Regions from separate parts of the Homo sapiens genome. Here region 2 is linked to region 1. A link is a contact called in ENCODE Hi-C or POLR2A ChIA-PET data. All regions are on one chromosome and are shown on one strand. The core of a region is the stretch at or near the end of the contact, and the rest is flanking DNA. Distances in the headings are between cores, read along the strand shown. Region 1 holds the start of LINC02022 (long intergenic non-protein coding RNA 2022). Region 2 overlaps IQSEC1 (IQ motif and Sec7 domain ArfGEF 1).

What was found. A loop is a pair of places that touch in the nucleus more often than their neighbours do. ChIA-PET counts read pairs that join two places held with the same protein, here RNA polymerase II (POLR2A). Pooled maps may share reads with other maps.
Region 2: a map of G401 shows a loop between it and region 1 (6-fold over the local background). The contact joins the enhancer-like site here to the promoter of LINC02022 in region 1. A Hi-C loop is called at or near these places in 4 of 168 maps with a recorded cell type or tissue (G401, dorsolateral prefrontal cortex, endothelial cell of hepatic sinusoid and 1 more) and 3 of 50 pooled maps. POLR2A ChIA-PET finds 5 or more read pairs at or near these places in 3 of 52 experiments (HepG2, OCI-LY7 and activated CD4-positive, alpha-beta T cell).

Annotation. Positions count from the first base shown.
Region 1 is chr3:12,880,682-12,887,220 of GRCh38, reverse strand. LINC02022 (long intergenic non-protein coding RNA 2022) reads left to right here and starts at 2,010. Exons shown (of 3, transcript NR_136189.1): 1 at 2,010-2,362. It overlaps LOC105376956 (a long non-coding RNA gene), which reads right to left. Exons shown (of 5, transcript XR_940601.4): 3 at 4,855-5,143; 4 at 3,216-3,418. RefSeq lists enhancers at 1,951-2,040, 2,131-2,260, 5,166-5,295.
Region 2 is chr3:12,946,828-12,952,926 of GRCh38, reverse strand. All of the region lies in intron 1 of IQSEC1 (IQ motif and Sec7 domain ArfGEF 1), which reads left to right. Among named protein-coding and RNA genes, the nearest start is that of LINC02022, 65 kb to the right of the region's middle. RefSeq lists enhancers at 2,989-3,168, 5,343-5,844 and a silencer at 3,729-3,808. Within about 2 kb of position 4,371, at least 8 of the 41 ENCODE cell types and tissues checked have a DNase peak (open chromatin) inside an H3K27ac peak, as active enhancers do; they include dorsolateral prefrontal cortex, where a contact is called at or near this core.

The DNA.
Region 1 (6,539 bases), core at 761-3,260:
GGAAACTTAGGATACAGTGAAGATGGCGTGACAAATCACTGGAGAAACGGCAGACCCCTAAATAAAAGGGGTGTCAGTTACCTTTTGCTACAAAGCCAAACACCGCAAAACTTCCTAGCTTAGAGCCACGGTAACAATGGTTTCTCATCACACTCAGGGTTGTTTGGGCCGCTCCTCTGGTCCCGAGGCTCGCTCTCACTGGAGGAGTGGAAGCAGCCCTTGGAATGGCGGAGACCGTGTCAGATGCCCCAGATGGCAGTTGCTGCAGCCAGCAGGCTGGGGCTGGCAGGCATGGGAATGTGAGACAGGACTGGCAAGCAGGACGTCCCTCGGGTGCTGGCAGACAGGGCATTGCATGTGGGAAGTCACCCCCATGGAACCCTGCTTGCCCACGGCAGCTGCAGATGGGAAGAGAGCGCTGCCCAGTGCAACCAGGAGGGATGCCCCTTCTTCCCGTAGCACCCCCAGTGTCACCTCTGCTAACTGGCAGAGGAGAACATTGACAAAGTCCAATGCCATGATCACAGAGCAAGGCGGTGAACAGTGGCTTTGGAGCTGAGAGACAAAAAGGCTCTAACCCAGCTACCATATGACACTCAGCTTCCACATGCACCTTCCACGCACATGTGAAATTCAGAACAAGCAAGCAGCCTTGTGTTTCCACCTCCCAAGATACAGCCACACTTCAGATCACGAAGGGGTTTTCTCACCCCTTGCCCACAATGAGGCACAGTCCCTCAGTCACTGTGTATGGGGTGGTGGGGGGGCGGGGCTCTGAGTGACTCCTCAGATTCCATCACAGCGCTGCTGAATATTCTGTTCCCTGAAGACTAAATTGTAACGTTACCTATCGACACCTGTATAGAAAGTGAAAAATGGAAAGAAGGAAATAGCACAAACCAACTAACACGTGTGTAACCGGGAAAGTGAAAGTGAGTAAAGCTACTGCAGCCCTCCCTTTGCTAATGGAAGGCACAGCTGTGGGTAATGTCTGTGGCTTCCTTCTTCCCAAACCCATTCCATTGTCCCCTGCCCTCATACAGACCTAAGCCGGTCAAGTTTCTTTAAAATTGGTTTTATAGAGAAACCGTCACCCAGGCTGAAGTGCAGTGGCAAAATCATGGCTCACTGTAACCTTGAACTCCTGGGCTCAAGTGATCTGCCCACCTTGGCCTCCTGAAGTGCCGGGATTACGGGCATGAATCCACTGCACCTGGCCTCAAGTTTCTCCTATGTGGGGTGTGACTGAAACCATCATTCCTAAGGACTCTGATTCTTCAACTGTCCTTTTTTGGCTGCTAGAATTTCCCACGAGCCATTACCATTGGGTATGGATATACCAGAGAAGCCCCTGGGTTCTTGTCCCCATTGCGTAGCAAAGCCTTGGTGACTGGGATCACTCTCTCCAGCTAGTAGAGAAACCCTTTTGCCTCCCATTGCTTCAGTGGCCTGGGGAGCCCCACATGGCCAGGGGAAAGTCTCATCTTCCAATGCACTGGAACCATGCCAGATTTCCTCTGGGGAAGCATTCCCTCGTAGAAACTAAGACCTCCAAACAAGCAGAACTCAAAGTTTCTGGGGCAGGAAGCAAACATTCCGTGCAAGGGTTACTAGGTAAGAGCATGAGAGGAGCCCCTGCCACCTGCACCCCCAGCTGCAGACCCCTGCTGGGGAGGAGACAGCACCACGTGGTGGTCTCTGGCTCACAGCATGCACCGCTCCCTGTAAGGCAGAGCCCTGGCCTTCTAAGGCCATGTCCCCAGGTGGCTGTGTGCTGTGGCTGCAGTGACCCATTCCACCTCTACATTAAGCTGCTGCTGTCTGGTGACGGTGGATGGATAGGAAGACAAGTTACAGTTTGAGTTTTTGTTCCTCCTTGGGGGCTTAATTGTAGGTTTTGAACATGTAAAATACTTGCATGGCTCACAAGTCAAAACCCCATGCAAAGATATTTTCATCCCCTCCCCCCTTCTTACCGCACCCCGCAGAGCTCTATGCTCATCATTTTTGTGAGTTCCCAGGTTCATCGTGCCCTGTTTCCGTTCGCAAAATTAAGGAAAGATGTTCAGACACCGTCGCCTGGCCGTTCATACACAAAACAACTCGCGCTGTGTGTGCTGCCCCACTTCCTGCCACTTCACTAATGGCCGCCCATTACCCATTTGTTGACTGTCAGCTCCAAACCTCCCCGTCCTTCCCTCGCTGTGTGAGGACAAGGCTGAACTCCGTGTCATTTGCCAGCTGGCCAGTACCCTTCAGCCCAGATCTCTATGCCAAGCAGTCTGAAATCCTTCTGAGCAACCACTACACCACCTCCGAGGTCAGGGTCTTTGGTGTCCCAGAGGTTCTGGAGAACTTGGAGGTGAGTGGCATCTGCATGCCTCAGGACAGGCCGGAGTCAAGGGCGTCAGGAAGGGCCTGGAGGAAGAGGGAATGTGGCATGGATGTCCTGGGCCAGTTCTCTTTAAAATTTATTTTTACAATTAGAATTTTTAAATTGAAGTACTCTTTTTCCGTAGCACTACTGCTCTCTCTCAGGCTGCGTGATTGTATTAATTGTTCCGACCTCTGCTGGTCTTCCCCAGCTACAAGTTAAGCTTGTGGGGGCAGCACTGAGAACCCAAAAAAGGCGCCAGTGAGCATGTGGTGCGTGGCATGGCAGAATTCGGTGCAGGAGCGTCTGCCACACAGCAGGGAAGAAAGCCCTAATCCCTGCTGGGACAAGTCCCCTCTCTCCAGGCCTCACTTCCTCCATGACTAAGTCACGGGGTGGGATTGGTGGGTGAATGATCCCTCAGGCCCAGAGCCTGGCAGGCTGGGAAGAGTTCTGGGGTGAGAGAACCAAGGAGTTCCTCAGCATTTCCGCCTGCTCCTTCCTCCTGCCTTACTGCAGCCCGCGTGACCGCGTGTTCTCCCGAAAAGGCAGGGAATGCTCAGCATGGCTGATGAGGGAGGAGGGCCAGCCCGCTGGCAGCTGCTGGAGACCAGCCATGAGCAGAGCTCGGGCTGCTGCCTTACAGAGGTAGTGCTTGGTGATACTTCATGTTGGTCCAGCTTTTTTTAAAGCAGCACTCGATTAGAATTGAAGGAGCTTGAATTTGATTCCGACATTCATATCAATTTGCCCTTCCCTCAAAAAACACCCTTAGTATAGACAGAGCTTCCCAACTCTGCAGACTACATGCCGTCCCTGAGCAGTGCCCAGGTGTCCTTACCTGCTCATGAGGTGTTGTTGAGGTGTTGTGTTTGTAATTGGTGGGTTCTTGATCTCACTGGTTTCAAGAATGAAGCCGCAGACCCTCATGGTGTTACAGTTCTTAAAAGCAGCGTGTCCAGAGTTTGCTCCTTCCGACCTTCAGATGCGTTTGGAGTTTCTTTCTTCTGGTAGGTTCCTGGTCTCACTGGCTGAGGAGTGAAGCTGCAGGCCTTCATGGTAAGTCTCACAGCTCAGCAAAAGCAGTGTGGACCCCAACATTAAGCAGCAGCATAATTTAAGTGCAAAAAGTAAAAGAACAAACATTCCACAACCAGCAAAGGGACCTTAAGCGAGTTCCCACTGCTGGCTCCGGAAGCCTGCTTTTATTCTCTTATCTGGCCCCACCCACATCCTGCTGATTGGTCCATTTTACAGAGAGCCGATTGGTCTGTTTTACAGAGAGCTGATTGGTCCATTTTGATAGGGTGCTGATTGGTGCATTTACAAACCTTGAGCTAGATACAGAGTGCCGATTGGTGCATTCACAATCCCTTAGCTAGACATAAAGATTCTCCAAGTCCCCAACAGATTAACTAGATACAGAGTGCCTATTGGTGCATTCACAAACCCTGAGCTAGACACAGGGTGCAGATTGGTGTATTTACAATCCCTTAGCTAGACATAAAGATTCTCCAAGTCCCCACCAGACTCAGGAGCCCAGCTGGCTTCACCCAGTGGATCCCGCACCGGGGCCACAGGTGGAGGTGCCTGCCAGTCCGGCGCCTGTGTGCCCGCACTCCTCAGCCCTTGGGTGGTCGATGGGACTGGGCGCGGTGGAGCAGGGAGCGGCGCTCGTCCGGGAGGCTCGGGCCGCGCAGCAGCCCACAGCGGGGGGCGGGGAGGCTCAGGCATGGAGGGCTGCAGGTCCCAAGCCCTGCCCCGCTGGGAGGCAGCTAAGGCTCCGCGAGAAATCGAGCACAGCACCTGCTGGCCCAGGTGCTAAGCCCCTCACTGTCCGGGGCTTGCGGCCGGCCAGCAGCTCCGAGTGCGGGGCCCGCCAAGCCCACGCCCACCCGGAACTCTAGCTGGCCCCCAAGCGCACGGGCAGCCCGGGTTCCCGCCCCGTGCCTCTCCCTCCACACCTCCCCGCAAGCCGAGGGAGCCGGCTCCGGCCTTGGCCAGCCCAGAAAGGCGCTCCCACAGTGCAGCGGTGGGCTGAAGGGCTCCTCAAGCGCGGCCAGAGTGGGCGCCAAGGCCGAGGAGGCGCCGAGAGTGAGCGAGGGCTGCAAGGGCTGCCAGTATGCTGTCACCCTCTCAGTGTGACCTGGGCAGGGGTCCCCACCCGTACTCCTTAGGCCCCAGGAGGAAAGCCCAGCATGTAAGGCTGAAGCGGGGGTGCTTCCAGAGATGGGCCACTCAGTGGTCCCTCTACTCTGCAGAATGTGCACCCCCAGCTCTAATGTCTCTCCCAGGTGAAATCCGGGTCCCCGGCCGTGCTGGCCTTGGTAAAGAAGTCTCTTGGGTCACATACACGGTCAGCGTCGCGGAACCCGCGGCGGCAGCCGGGGGCCTCTGTCCACTACCTTGACCTTCTCCAGCCCCGAGACTAACCGAGCCTTTTACCTCTCTTTTCCCACCTGTTTCCTCTCTCATCTCACCTCCCAAATGAAACTGTTGAGATTTTGACTGGAATTCATTTTTTTCTTCAAGCCCACTGTTTTTTTCTCATCGATTGCAGTTTTGTTGAGGCTGTTGCATTAGTCTGCTCAGGCTGCCTTACCAAAACCCCACAGCCTGGGCGGCTCCAAAACAGACATTTTGTTTCCTCACAGTTCCGGAGGCTGGAAGTCCCTGAGCAAGGTGCTGACACATTTGGTTTCTGGTGAGGGCGCTCTTCCGGGCTCTCAGACTGCTGTCTTCTCACTGTGTTCTCCCATGCCCTTTCCGCTGTGTGCACAGAGAGAGGACACATGAGCAAGGTGTCTCTGGTGTCACTTCTTCTTTTTTTTTTGAGATGGAGTCTCACTCTGTCGCCCAGGCGGGAGTGCAGTGGCGCCATCTTGGCTCACTGCAACCCCCGCCCCCAGGGTTCTAACAATTCTCCTACCTCAGCCTCCCGAGTAGCTGGGATTACAGGCACCCACCACCACGCCCGGCTATTTTTGTATTTGTAGGAGAGACGGGGTTTCGCCATGTTGGCCAGGCTGGTCTCGAATTCTTGACCTCAGGTGATCCACCCGCCTTGGCCTCCCAAAGTGTTGGGATTACAGGCGTGAACCACCGCACCCGCCCTGGTGTCACCTCTTCGTATAAGGCCCTCTTCTTAGAAGGACACAAATTATCTCAGATCAGGGCCCCACCTTGTAACATCATTTAACCTTCCTGCCTTCCTTATTCCAAACACAGCCACCCGAAGGTTAGGGCTTCAGCACAGGAATTTTGGAGGAACATAAACATTCCGCCCATGATACTATTTTAGGTCTTGTTACAGTTCCTTCAGTAAGATTGATTGGTTTATTTTTTAGAGACAGGGTCTTGCTCTGTCATTGAGGCTGATACGCAGTGGTGCAGTCATCACTCACTGCAGCCTCGAACTTCTGGGCTCAAGCGATTTTACCACGATAGCCTCTTAAGTAACTGGGACTACAGGCACACCTAGGCTATAATTGATTTATATAGAATTCTTTGCCTTTCATATTAAACATATTCCTAGGTACTGGTGGGAATGTAAAACATTGCTATTTATATCAGCTAAACAGCAGGAACAACTCAAATGTCCATCCACTGATAAGTGAATAAACAAAATGTAATTTATCCATGTATTAGGATATTATTCAGCTATAAGAAGGAATAAATTAGTGACACATGCTGCAACATAGGTGCTAGGTGAAGGAGGCCAGTTGCAAAAGACTGCATGTTTTATGATTCCATTTCAATGAAATGTCCAGGCTGGGTGCAGTGGCTGATGCCTAAAACTGCAGCACTTTAGGAGGCTGAAGTAGGAGGATCACTTGAAGCCAGGAGTTCGAGACCAGCTTGGGCAACATAGCAAGGCCCTGTCTCTATGCAAAGTTAAAAATTAGCTGAGCTTGGTGGCATGAGCCTATAGTCCCAGCTACTTGGGAGGATCCTGTGAGTCCAGGAGTTAGAGGCTGCAGTGAGCTGTGATCACGCCACTACACTCCAGCCTGGGCAACAAAGAGAGAATCTGTCTCAAAAGAAAAAAGAAAACGTTATTCTTTGGGAAATAAGCCTAACACAGGACAAATATTGTATCACTCCACTCTTAGGAAGTACCTAGAATAGGAAAATTCATAGAGACAAAAATAGAACAGAGTGGTGT
Region 2 (6,099 bases), core at 3,122-5,621, 63 kb before region 1:
TTCAGATATGCTCAGGTCTCTTCCAGCTCAAACCACATGCCTTCTTGGAGCCCTCATCCCTCTTCTGCCACCTCCCCATCTTCTCCTCTTCCTTCTCAGCCACATCCCTCCAGTTATCTTCAGAGACCTGGATGGAGTGAGGGAGGGAGCCAGGCAGCCTGGGGGAAGTCCGCTCTGAGCAGTGGGAACAGCACCTGCACAGGTCTTGGGGTGAGAGCGTGCCAGAGCGGAGAGGAACAGCCAGGAGGCCAGGGGGCTGGGCTGGAGTGGCCAGGGGGTTCAGAGGAGGGTGGCAGGAGGAATGGCTGGGTCCTGCAGAGTCTCCTGGGTCCCGCCAAATGAGAGGAGAATGTGGTCAGGGTTGTGTTTTCACAGGACCTCAGTTGCTGGGTGGAGAGGGGCGGGGTGGGGTGGCATGTGAGGCTAGAAGAGCCTGGAGAGGCCATGGCAGTCACACAGGGAAAAGATGAGGGCCACACAGGCTGGCAGATGCGGGCTCTGTGTTGAAGGCGGAGCAGCCCGATGTGCTGACTGATGGGGAGGAGGGTCTGAGAAAGAGTTGCCAAGAGTGACGCTCAGTGAGCAGCTCCAAGGACCCCAACTGCACCCCGCTGAGATGGGAAGGCTGTGGGGAGCTGGCCTGGTGTAGGAAGCTCAGTTTGGAGCCTGAGGTTGGGCTGTCTACTAGGCCTCAAAGGGGCAGTGCCTGGACAGCGGGATGTCCGGTTTCTTGGGTTCCTCTGCAATTCCTGGATATCCTCATTTCTCCAAACCTGGGAACTGGGTAAACGCAGAAACCCTCCTGACCCCCACCTTCTCCCGCCACGCCCTGTAGGGGTGACTTCTGTATTGTCCCGTTTTAGATATGGTGCTCCTGGTTAGCCAGCGGAAGTCACATGGGATGTTTAGGTGGCCGTCACTTTGTGCCAGTGCTTCCTGCAGACTCTCGCTCTAAATCTTTCCATGTGAGGGCTCCATCTCCACCAGCCCCTCCGTCCCAGACCTTGGCAGCGTCTGGAGGCTCTGAGCACGGGACTCAACATCTGTGCCCATTACGTGTGCTCCTCCAGGGCTCACTCGTTCCCTTTCTGTCCACCCTCCCTAGGTTTCCACTGGGGGTGCTGCGACCTCACCCCTCCTCCTCACCACCCGGTCATGTTCATCCAAACCCTGCCTGCCAGGGGAGGCGACCAGCATTGCTGGGCCTCATCTAGGAGGTCCTCACCCTACTGCTCCCTAGGAAGGACCTCAGGAGTCCATAAGTCTTTTTGGTCAACAGCCAGGCATCATTCTCCTAGAACTGCGTGCCAGGCTGTAAGGCTTTAGGCATCAGTGGGGATGCTGCCTCCGCTCAAGACTAGAGAAGTGGGTATGGCTGACCGGCACTAGAACAGCCTCCCCTGGGAAAGCCCTCACTGTTCCTGTCTTGCTGGCTACACCAGCTCTATGTCTCTTCTTTTATTCTAATTTTTTTTTTTTTTGAGATAGAGGTTCACTTTGTTGCCCAGCTGGAGTACACTCCGAGTTTCACTCTGTTGCCCAGTGGTGCAATCTCAACTCACTGCAACCTCCGCCTCCCGGGTTTAAGCAGTTCTCGCGCCTTAGCCTCCCGAGTAGCTGGGATTACATGCTTGCGCCACCACACCCAGCTATTTTTTGTATTTTTAGTAGAGACAGAGTTTAACCATGTTGGCCAGGCCAGTCTCGAACACCTGGGCTCAGGTGATCCATCCTCCTTGGCCTCCTAAAGTACTGGGATTACAGGCGTTAGCCGCCATGCCCAGCCCTTTTATTATAACTTTTTAAAAGTTTTTTAGAGGCAGGGTCTTGTTCTGTGGCCCAGGCTGGAGTACAGTCATGTCATCATAGCTAACTGCAGCCTTGAACTCCTTGTGGTCAAGGGATCCTCCTGTCCCAGCCTCCTGAGTAGCCAGGACTACAGGCAAGAGACACTGCTCCCAGCTATTTAAAAAATTTTTTTGGCCGGGCGCAGTGGCTCACACCTGTAATCTCAGCATTTTGGGAGGCCAAGACGGGTGGATCACGAGGTCAGGAGATCGAGACCATCCTGGTGAACACTATGAAACCCCGTCTCTACTAAAAATACAAAAAAAAAATTAGCCAGGCATGGTGGTGGGTGCCTGTAGTCCCAGCTACTTGGGAGGCTGAGGCAGGAGAATGGCATGAACCCCGGGGGTGAAGCTTGCGGTGAGCCGAGATCACGCCACTGCACTCCAGCCTGGGCAACAGAGTGAGACTCCGTATCAAAAAAAAAAAAAATTTGTAGAGATGGAGTCTCATTATGTTATCCAGGCTGGTCTTCAACTCCTGGCCTCAAGTGATCCTCCTGCCCTGGCCTCCGAAAGCACCGGGACTACAGACACTTGCCATCATGCCCAGCTAATATTTTTAAAAAATGTTTTGTGGAGACAGGGTCTTGCTACGTTTCTCAAACTGATCTCAAACTCCTGGCCTCAAGCAGTGTCCCACCTCGGCCTCCCAAAGTGCTAGGATTGCAGGCGTGAGCCACCACAGCTGGCCAACTTTATGTCCCTTCTTTGCACATTCGGTTTTCCTTTGAGGTCCATTTCTTTGTATCCTTGCATTCTGCTCCTTGGGGCCAGGCTAACTCTTGGGGACTGCAGTCCCGAGAACATTCCAGAATGGGAAGGACTAGAAGAATGACATGGATTTGAATCTTGGCTCTGCTCTGTGGTCTGCAGTCCTGGGCAAGGATCACAGTGGGCCCTTCTTGAGCCTCCATTTTCTCATATGGAGAATGGGAAGAGCAGTGCTTTCTTGACAGGCTTGTTGCAGGGGTGAAATCTGTGTACTTAGCTTGTGCTGGGCTCCCCCGTCGCATAGTGGCATAGTGGGTGAGCATACGTGTGGGTGACCCAGCCCCAGCCACATCAGCCCAGAAAGACTGATTTTTCCAGACCCTGCTTGAACACCTGCACTAGCCCTTAAAGCAGCCCCTTCTTAAATTGCTGAACTGTTCAAAACTGCTAGCTGTCTGAAGCTCCTGCCCCTGGCCTCACAAACCTGCCTGTTCTCTCTGCACCAGGACCACCCTGCAGAGACCTGGCAGGGGTGGCGGCCACCTCTCTCCAGCTGTGCCATCCCTGCTCTTGCTCAGAGGATGTGCCCCCACCCGCCCCCCAGACCCTGCCTGGCTGTGTCCCATCCCTCCCCGAGACGGGGGCATAGAGGTGAAGATAGCCCTGTGCAGAACAAGACCATCCCCTTCCTTCCTCTGGGTGACTAACCTTGGTTAATGTGGCCTAGGCAGAGAAGAGCCACAGAAAGCCCCAAGAGGGAGCTTGTGAGGGCTGGAAATGAATTGTGCCTGCCCAGTCTAGGCTCCCTTTCTGGAAATCAGAAACCCTGAAAGCAGAGTATAGGGGAAGCCATGAGGCCTGGAGGCGTGATGGGCATACGTACTTCAGGAGGCTGTTTTGCTCTGGCCTGTGCAGACTGCCAGGAGTCTGGCCTGAGGCTGCTGGCATGGACATTTAACCACAGACAGGCTTTCAAGATTGCCTGCTTCCTCTAGCATGGGGCCCGGCCCCCTCTGAAGAGGGTGGCTTTGCCATGTGATGTGGCCACCCTCTGGCCACACGTGGCTAGGCTTATTTCTCTGATTTATCTCATAACTGTGCACAACCCCAGGACCCCTAGGCTCTGGACCCAGCCCTGTCCAAGCTGCCAGCAGCATGCTTTTCCCCTGAGCAGCTGGGCAGGAGAGGCATGGTGTGGGGTCAGGTCCCACACAACTCTGTCTTATACTCACAACCTTGACTTGGTGACTCAACTCTTCCATCCCTGAGTTTGTCATCTGCAGAAGGGAGCAGTCCTAGCTACCTCCCAGCGACGGTGGTTGAGTTACAGGTCATGTATTTTAAACACACCCACCACGGCATCTTGTACCTGGCAGGTTTGTGGAGAAGTTGCTGCTGTATAATTCAGACCCGTGTATACTTGTGTTTGCGTATGTATATGTGTGTACATACATGTGTGTTTGCCCTCTCCGTAAGAAGTTGCATGAACACAATGGGCAAGTGTTCGGGCGTCCTGGCCAAGCTGCCCATATGCCCTTGGGGATGGGTGCCACCTTTCCGTGCCTGCAGGGTATTGAGAGCACTGAATGTGTTCCATATACAGCTTAGAACATCACTAGCCATATAGACATTCGCTGTTACTACCATTGTCGTTGTCGATATTGGGGGTGAACAGTGGGTCACTGCTTTCATCTTGTACCCTCACTGGTGCCCAGAACCTCCCCTGGCTAACATTTTTCTTGAGAAAAGTCATTCATTACTTCATAGGCCATAATTAGAGACATCCGTGGCTGAGAGGCCACAGCCCCCCAGCCCTGACTCATTCCCTGGCGAGTCGGGACGTGGCATCCAACAGGTCTGGGCTGAGGGGCTGGGGTTGGACTGTCTGCCTTTCTCACCCATCCCCATGAGCTCCCCAGTCCAGGGAACAGGCCAGTGGAAGGTGTCTGGGTCCAGGTCTCCCTCCACCCTGGGGTCAGGCTCTCCAGCCTGGAGGTGGGTGTCTCGAAGAGAGGGTCTCAACAGCAGGCAGGGTGCAGGGCAGGTGACCCTGGCTTGGGGCACTAGGCTTGTCTGCCCTTCCTGCCTCCAGCTGCTGGGGCTTGTAGATCAGAGAATAACCCAAGACAGCCATTGAAAAGTGCTTTTTAAGAGCCAAGCACTTTCTTAAGGACCTCACTGTATTAATTAGCTCCACTAAGTCTTCACAGTCCTGTGAAGTAGATACACTAATTACCCCAATTTTAGAGGAAGGAACCTGAGGCACAGCATTAATTCCTCCTGTGGTCACACAGCTGGTAAGCAGTAGAGCTAGAATTCCACCCAGGAGCCTGCTTGGCCCCTTGCTTGGCAGAAAGCCTGGGTGGGGCGGGGCAGCAGGAGGAAACTCTTCAAGTTGTGATCTCTATTCCTGCGAGGTGTCCATTGCAACACTGTCCTATAGGGATCTAGCGCTTCACCCAGCCATGTCCCCACATAAAACACCACATACCACTTCCATCACAGGAAAACATGTTTGGAAAACTGGAGAAGGGGGAAGAGCTTGGCGACCTTTCAGTGACCAAAGCTTGGAGTCCCCAGTCTGGGAAAGGAGGGCTCACTGTGCCTTAGCACGTGATGGGCTCTGGGGCAGAGTGTGGATGCATCCACATGCAGCTCCAGGCCCTTACGTGCTCTCTGGCCCTGTCCTTGGCCTGTCCCACCACCAGGGGCCCATCCAGGACATACAGAACTCATCTCATGGGAAGGAGCAGGCCTCCTGCTCATGGCCATTCCCATCTTTGCTGGAGGCCAGGGCTTTGGGGGATGCTTGGGCAGTTGTCTCCCACCCTCACAGAGCAAGACTCCTCCATGGTGCAGATGGACTGCACACGAGATCAGGTGATCCCCGGGGTGGGGAAGAGTGTGTGGGGTGAGGGTGGCCTTGTGGAGGAAGTGGGGTTAAGCTGAGACCTCGGTGTAAAGATGGCAGACTCAGACAGGTCATATGGCCCTGGGATAGAGGCTTCCAGCCAGGATTGGAGTCCCTTGTACCACCTCTCTGACGGGTGTCTGACCTGCCGCAGCTTGCACACCTCCAGTGACAGAGAACTCACCACCTCCTAAGCAGCCCTAACCACATGAGAGTGTACTTCATCACGTCGGGTATTGGCAGTCATAGTTCTGCCTGCAGGAGAAATCTCTAGCCTCGGCTTGTCAGCCTGTCAGAGGCTTGATGATGGGGATCACATCATCTCCCCGAGGCTGCTTTCCTCCCGGCTGCACAGCCCCAGCTCTTGATAGGAGCATACTGTTATACTGCTTCCTGGCATACTGTTATTTGGCCTTGGCAAATAGAGTCCATCTCACATGCTAGCTGGGATCAGTTGTATGGAGTGCTGTGTTGGAAGGAGGCTGAGGCTTCATCCAAGCTCTTTAGGAGGGAGTCTGTGATCAATTAGCAATGTCTGCCAGGGAGGAGTGGGTAGGGCATGCAGGTGTCCCAGGTCTGCTGTCCCTGCCCTCAGGCTCTGGACTGTCTGTGCAGCCCCCAGACACT